Regions from separate parts of the Mus musculus genome. Here region 2 is linked to region 1. The links are chromatin contacts, found by Hi-C or POLR2A ChIA-PET in ENCODE. All regions are on one chromosome and are shown on one strand. The core of a region is the stretch at or near the end of the contact, and the rest is flanking DNA. Distances in the headings are between cores, read along the strand shown.

Evidence for each region. Hi-C counts contacts between places; a loop is a spot of excess contacts on that map. ChIA-PET counts read pairs that join two places held with the same protein, here RNA polymerase II (POLR2A).
Region 2: a map of heart shows a loop between it and region 1 (2.2-fold over the local background). The contact joins two enhancer-like sites. A Hi-C loop is called at or near these places in 3 of 37 maps with a recorded cell type or tissue (all heart). POLR2A ChIA-PET finds 5 or more read pairs at or near these places in 1 of 5 experiments (Patski).

Annotation. Positions count from the first base shown.
Region 1 is chr13:112,083,169-112,086,606 of GRCm38, forward strand. No RefSeq gene overlaps it. Among named protein-coding and RNA genes, the nearest start is that of Gm41062, 16 kb to the right of the region's middle. Within about 2 kb of position 1,622, at least 1 of the 3 ENCODE cell types and tissues checked has a DNase peak (open chromatin) inside an H3K27ac peak, as active enhancers do.
Region 2 is chr13:112,158,402-112,162,331 of GRCm38, forward strand. No RefSeq gene overlaps it. Among named protein-coding and RNA genes, the nearest start is that of Gm41063, 22 kb to the right of the region's middle. Within about 2 kb of position 1,842, at least 2 of the 3 ENCODE cell types and tissues checked have a DNase peak (open chromatin) inside an H3K27ac peak, as active enhancers do.

The sequences.
Region 1 (3,438 bases), core at 372-2,871:
ATTACTTTTCCCACTCTCTTTCTCACCATGTGGCTGAAGAGACCCAGAAAATTCAATGTTGAAGCTTTCAAAAAAAAAACAAAACCAAAAAACCCCACACTCAATAGTGGTGACACACAAAAAACCACTTTTCCTCCCCAATTGCATCTTTTGTGTGTGTGTGGGGGGGGTGGAGAAAACATGGAAAAATCCTTAGAGAATCAAGATATTCAGCCATTTAGAGAAACAGTTGAGCCAGGTGGTGATGGCATGAGCCTTTAGTTCCGGCAGTCAGGAGGCAGAGACAGGCAGATCTCTTGAGTTGGAAGCCAGCCTGGTCTACAGTGTGAGTTCCAGGGCAACCAGGGCTATATGGAGAAATCCTATCTCAAAACAAACAAACAAAAAAAAAAAACCCAAAAAAACAAAAAAAAACAAACCAAACAGAATAGAAAAGAAACGGGCTGGAGACTGTTTAGGAATACAGAGGGAGACAGAAAACCCAGAATGAAGCAGTGTGCACTTTCCTCAAGTTGGCCCGCGCTGGGCCTCGCCTTGGACTTCTGGTTCTGACTTTGAATTTCTGGACCTTACTGGGTGTTTGAGCCCCCCAGATCTCTCAAACAACCTCATGAACGCAGCGGGTGAAGTCTCTTCGTTAGGATTCTTACCTGAGGGAGCTCCAGCCTGTGTTCCCAGAGCTGCATGGTCCTTTTCAAATTGACAAACGGAGGAGATTTTTACTTTAGTTGCCTGAGATTTGTCTTCACAGTCACATCCCTGTCTGCTTCTCTGCTTCCTGTTGGCGTTGTTGTCCTGTAAGGCTCCTTGTGGGGATGAGGGTGGAAGCTTGAGCATGGCCGTTCACCTGGGCCTCGCACGAGGATGAGGGACGACGATGTTGTGCATACGTATTTGCATGGCACTGGTTCAGTAAAAACAGGTATTTCCTCTGACACTTCAAGACGTAGCTGCACTTTGTGATTCTTACTCTCATTTAGAAGTTCTAAATTCTTTGAAACACAAACCTCACAGTAGCTCTTCTTGTGTTTCTGCCTTCCTGCAATCTCATAGTTCTCTATACAATTTCTTCTATTCTGATATTCAAGAGCATCTACATATTGTACCTTTAATACCTGGCTATCTGAGTCTATGCTACAGTGAACACAAATGCACCCTAGGAAACAGGAAGTGGGAGAAACAGATAGCAAATCAGAGGCTAGTGAATGAAGTCCAAAGAAAGGCTTGAGAGAGCTGTTAAATTGCCTTCTTCTCACGAGTCCTACTGTCTATGGCACTCGGACAAAGATGAGGGGTCCTTAAGCTGGAGGAGTCAGAAGAGGAAATTCATTTTTTTTTTTAAATAAAAAAGGCGGAAAGGAAACACTGGTGTGGCTGGTTGAGAAGCTGAGTGATCTGCCAGCTTGGGCTGGAAGTGGGGGGTAAAGATGAGGTGACAGCAGGATGGGGAACAGGAAACCGAATTAAGGAAAACACGTGGTCTTCCAAAGAGGAAACAGCGGTCTGAAAAGAGATGGTAAAACCAGTCCTTCCAGGCTAATGCCTTTTGTATCCCTCCTCCCTACGGGAAGCTCAGCTGGAGGTCCGAGGAAGCTGAAAGAATACCATGGAAGCCCAGGTTACCTGCCAGGAGGAAGGAGGGCTGTGGGGAGAGCCGAAGGGCGGGGGACAGGGTCACGTTTTTCTTGGCATCGGGATACTTTCAAATGAGTTATTTTTTCAGAAGTTCCCAAGGAGGATCCCTTACCAGTTTCCAGCCTCCATTTGGGATTTGAAACCTCCAGGAAGCAAGGACCCTTCCCATGACCTCGCGTCTTCCTCTCTAAATTTAATTTGGACACTGAGGGAGAACTGGCAAGGCAGGGGCTGGAGCTTTGTGCAGTGCCTGCAAGTAGGGTCTCTCCCCAGTACTGGCAGGAACCAGTCCCGCTCTCAATTAAAGGCTGTTCTGGCAAGTGAGGGATATTGTTTGGGGTTTTGGCAAGTTGTTTAAAGATTTGGCTTGCGTGTTCTTTTCTTCTACGAAATAAGAAGTTTGGGCTGAAACAGTTTGGTTCTTAACTTTGAGGGAAGGTGGTCTGAGACCCTTTTAGGGAATATACTGAAGGCACATAAACTGGCTCCCACGGACAGTTTTCAGGGCTTCTGTTCTCTTTAGCACAGGATTTCCAGTGTCATTTTCCTTCTCAAAGAAAGCTTAAATGTCTTTAACTTTGGAACTCGGACTTTGAGGCATGGCAGGTGAGCAGACGTGTGTCCCTTCTATGCTGAAGGGTAGGTCTATAACAGTCCCAACAGTGCTCCCCCTCAGTCCCTGCAGTTAGAATAGCAGTACCACAGGGTGCACGTTCCCAGACAATCTTGGGTTGTCATGCTTTCTTTAAGCTGCAAGTTACTGATACTAAATCTGAATATTTCTACAGTCTTTGTCTTTTTTTTCCCCCAGAATCTATTTAAGTCTGTGAGATGAAAATTGGAAATGCAACTTCATATTCTCACGCTACCTATCTCCTGAGCCGGGCTCACAAGAAACATCCGCTCTGGAGTCGTTGAATTCAGAATTCAACCGGGTCCTACCGAAAGCCAATGAGCTCCAAAGGCTTGGTCAGGGTTCTCCATAGGGTCCCAGGGACAGATGAGCATGGTAGGATCTGTCTAGCCATCTTACTGGGTGTATACCAACCCAGTCTCATTTACAGAAGAGCAAAGAAATACTAGTGTACTCCTAAATGCTTCCAGTGGCAAAAGTCAGGTCAAAAGGCAGGATGTCTGCACTTGGTGTCTATTTATGGACTGTGAAGTTTAAACAGAGACCTCCATTTAGAATTCATCTGCCCATTAAAACTGCTTCCCAAGTTATTATCTGCAAGGAAGTGGACAACACTTGAATCTTTCTCTGTAGTGGGTTTGTGTGTGTGTAGATGTTTTGCACGAGTATAATTCACTGATCAATTTTACCTTGTCAAAACAGAAACTGTCTGTCAAATACAGGATGAGGCTCATTAGAGAGATGCAGACGATAGCACAGCAGAGGGGAGGATAAACCGACTTACTGCCCAGCAACAAGGAAACAAGAGATTATTCAGGGAGCAACTGGAAAGGACAGAAAATGATACAGGGGTCACGACAGACCCACATCTAGTGAACGATACGGCTATTCAGCAAATGATACTGAACGGGCAGAAAAAGTTTCTCAGTAATTGGTAGGTGATGGTAATACATGATCAAGGGCCTGACACTTGAGTAGTCAGCAAAATAAGCCCAGATCTGGTTTTTTCCCTTCTACGTGGCTGTGGTTTTCCCAGCTGGACATTTCTGACGATAGTATGTGTCCACCTAATGTAGAGACCTAATGTAGAGCTGTCTTTGCTCACCACAGAAAGTAGCTAACGATGGCTATAGTCTATTGTTAAACTTGTATGACAGAGAGAGGCACAG
Region 2 (3,930 bases), core at 592-3,091, 75 kb after region 1:
AACTAAGCAAACAGGTAAGTAAATGAATTAAATAAACAAATAAAAAAATGGTTTCACATTTCTCCCATGTTTTTAATTTCAGCCCTGTATAATTATTTAAAAAATAATTTATCTATTTTTATTTTATGTGCATTGGTATTTTGCTCTGCATGTATGTCTGTGTGAGAGTATCAGATCCCCTGGAACTGGAGTTACAAACAATTGTGAGCTACCATGTGGGCACTTAGAATTGAACCAGAGTCCATCGGAAAAACAGCCAGTGCTTTTAACCACTAAGCCATCTTTCCAGGCCTGGTTTGTGTAATCTTTTTTCAAGACAGCATGAGACTCCATGTTTTGTTAGTAAATGACAAAATGCACAAGTCCTTCATATACAATGCCACAAACATGGTTTTAATCAACAAATGTCTTTTTTCTTGCCCAACTTTGTTACAGTTGGAGAAAGCCAATAGAAAACACCCTCCAGATCCCTCAAGCTACAAAACAGACCCCTCAGCACTCAGGCTGGTCTAAAAAAACGGCATTGCTTTGAAATGAAGGTGTGGCCAAAACCATGGGCTATTCCAAAGACTGGTTCACAAAACAAAAACAACAAAAGAAGGAAAGGAAAAAGTCAGAAAATACTCATAATTAGTTCAAAGAAAATGCTTCTTAATTTTTTTATTAGAAAGTGGTATGCTTTTTTCTTTTGAATTTCTCTATAGAATTCATTCCCCTAAGCTTCTAATACCTATACATCCAGGACAAATTTCAAAAGCATTTTAAACAAGAAATTATATGAAAGTGAACAGGTACAAAAATACCTATGGGATTATCTGAAAAAAAAAAACAGTTCAAAAGCTGCATTCTGTTGCACAAGGTGTGCTCGAATATGTGTATGTGTGTGTGTATGTGTGCATGCATGATTGACGTTTAATACATGTATATAGTATGTTTGATCCAGCCCTTCTCCTCCAATTCCTCCTCACCCACTACCATCACTATGTTTCTTTCCAGTTTCACATGCCCACCCTTTCCTCTCTCTCTTTCTCTCTCTCTCTCTCTCTCTCTCTCTCTCTGTCTCTCCCTCTGCCCCCCTCTGTCCCATGAATTCCACTTATGTACAAGAGATGCACAAGGTCAAGTCAGACAAACCCCAGTATGGAGCCAGCAGGGGTGGTGATGCTGTGATGGTGGTGGTGGTGGTCAGGCCGTTCCACCATTATCTGAGGAGCCTCTGGAATGGTGACTGTTTTGAAGTGTCACCAAGTAAGTACACTATGTAGGCAATTCAAGGTTAAAGAGGACCACTGACCGCCCCTGTCCCCTTGAGAGGGTGAGAGGGAACAGTTGCAGAGGAAGAATGTTAAGAATGAGCTCCTATCCTTCTTAACAAACCGAACCATAGATTGCTAAAGTTAGCCAACGGTTTAAAGACCCCCACGGCCTTTGCCTATGACCAGCACTATACACAAAACAGTGAACTTCCTTTCGCCCACACCCTTTCAGCCCTCAGAGCTTCCCGGTGGAGAGGACTGGGGGGGTGAGGTGGGGTGGTAAAGATGGCATCTCTCCAGGTTGAGAGTGACAAGCAAGGTGTGGGGCACTGCTAGTGTGTTCATGCTCTGCTCTGCTAGTCTGTCTGGTCCAGCTCTTCGGCAAAGAGAAGGGCACCAACTGGGACCTTGCAGTCCCTCGACTCAGCACAAAGCTTCTTTAGATTAGTGCCCAAACTAATTTTTATGACATGTCATTCCAGTAAGGGCACTGCTGCCTTTCACAGATGGGCTTCCCCCAGATAGCGACTGTTGGTTGGCTGAGTTGGGATCTGGCTGGATTAGGGAAATTTAAGCTGACAGCTGGTCTTTTTGCATGAGAGCATAAAGCCCCTGTTGTTGGAGGAAGTGATGGGGGCTGGTCAGACCCCATGGCCAAGTAGGAGGGCTTGCTCTTAGCAGTGGCCAACATTTCCCAAGCTAAGATGACTTTTTAAGAAACAAAGATCGTTCAAGTACAGTTTCACTGTACATGGCCAAATGAACTCAGGCCCTGCCAAAGAGGCCAGAGCAGACAAGAAAACAGCCCAGGGGAGCATGGTGTGGGAACACAGGAAGAGCTTAAAGGAGCCCACCCTGAGGTGGAAATCCCAGATGGTCTTCAACAAGGAACTTGGCTTCCCTAGAGCAGTGAGTCACCTCTAAGTCTCCTTGGGAAGGCTGACTCCCCTTATCAGCACAAACTGAGAACAAGGATTTGGAAGGCTTATTGTCTGGAAGAAAGACCTGGATATTTAATAAAAGTGTGTGTGTGTGTGTGTGTGTGTGTGTGTGTGTGTGTGTGTGTGTGTGCCTGTATGTGCGCATGTGCATATGTAAGGCACAAACTGACTGTTTAGTCAATATGCTAAAACCTTAATGTGCCTTAACTCATCCAATTCCACAACACTCTTGGCAAATGACACCATCATTTCCCTGTTTATGGAGAGGGCACTGAGGCTTAGTGAGATCAGCTAACCCGTGAGCCACTCTGAAAGCCTAGCCTGCATGAATATCAGTGTTTTTCAAATTATAGGACATAATCCACTAATTACTGTAAATCCACTTACCAGTCACTGCTAGGCTTAACTAGACTAGAGCAACCAGAGAGTCCCACACAGAGGGTAGATAGGGGCTGCTTTGTTTTGCTTTAAGTTCAGTACTGCACATGTTGTGCACCATGGTTTACAGTGCAAACTGCAGTAGCCTGACATATCTCAAAACTAATTTTCTCTGATTTTAAACTTTGTGTGAAGGAAATTAAGTTGCATGTGTTCTCTGGTATCTGGCTCCTTTTGGTACCAGTGCTAATTTTAGAAAACCAATGTGGTGGTTGGAGTTTATGCTGCACTATGTATGTATGTATGTGTGTGATACACATACCATGTGTCATATGACTTCATACTTCTTAAACAAGTCTCCCATGGATGACTTTGGCCTGTTTTCATTCCTTGAAAAACCACTGTGCACTCTGAGAGCTTTCTAGTATTTGCCTTCTGGCAAACATGCATACGTGCACACATGGGGGTCTACACAGGCATAGAATTGCAGGGTCATTGAGCAAATACGAGTTCACTGTTAGCAGAAATGGTCGCTGATTTTCAAAGTAGTTAAATACTTCAAATACGCTAGTAGTTTAAATGTTTTTTTTTCCTTTCTTTCTATGAAAGATGGGTGAGGAAGTTTAAAATATACTTAGATGAAAACCGCAGGAAGATGCCATCTGCCATGTAGACATCAGAGTTGCTTGTGTACACTAGACACCCTCATCCTCAGCTCTTTCCAGTGCCATCCGCATCAGTGAGCAAGACTGGGTTGATGGTGGGACTGGGTAGAATGGTCATGGCTGACAAGTCTTTAATGGGGTGCGCCTGGTGGGCATGCTGATGGTCCTGCCCTCCATGTCTGAAGTACCCTCCTCTTAACAAACATTATTCATTCCTCCTAACAGTCTTCATTCCCACTTGTCCTTTGTTCCCATTGACTCCTGGGTCCCCCAGTCACTGTCAACTGCCTGTCCTCTGACATCCACCTGGTTGATAAAACACTAAAAACCTAAAGCTATCTCCTTCCAGAGAAGTCTCGGGCAGTAGGACAGTCAACTCACAGCCCCTTAGAAATGACTGACTTTGTCTTGAAGAAAAAGGTAACAATATGCAAGAGAGGCCAGAAGGAGCCTGCAGACACCCAAAACGGGACTGTTTTCAGGAGGGGGAAAAAATAGACAAGCAGAGAAAAATATGTATAATTCACAGTGCCTGTGGGGTGCAGGAGTCCAGATGAGCTCTCTGTACTTTACCTGCAGATGCTCATGAGGCCTCTTGGGTTGTGTACAACAGTCTCTTGTTGGCACAGAACAATCCCATAATGCAAATCAAGCCCTTACTTCCTTATTGACGCTGACTCCCAGAACCAG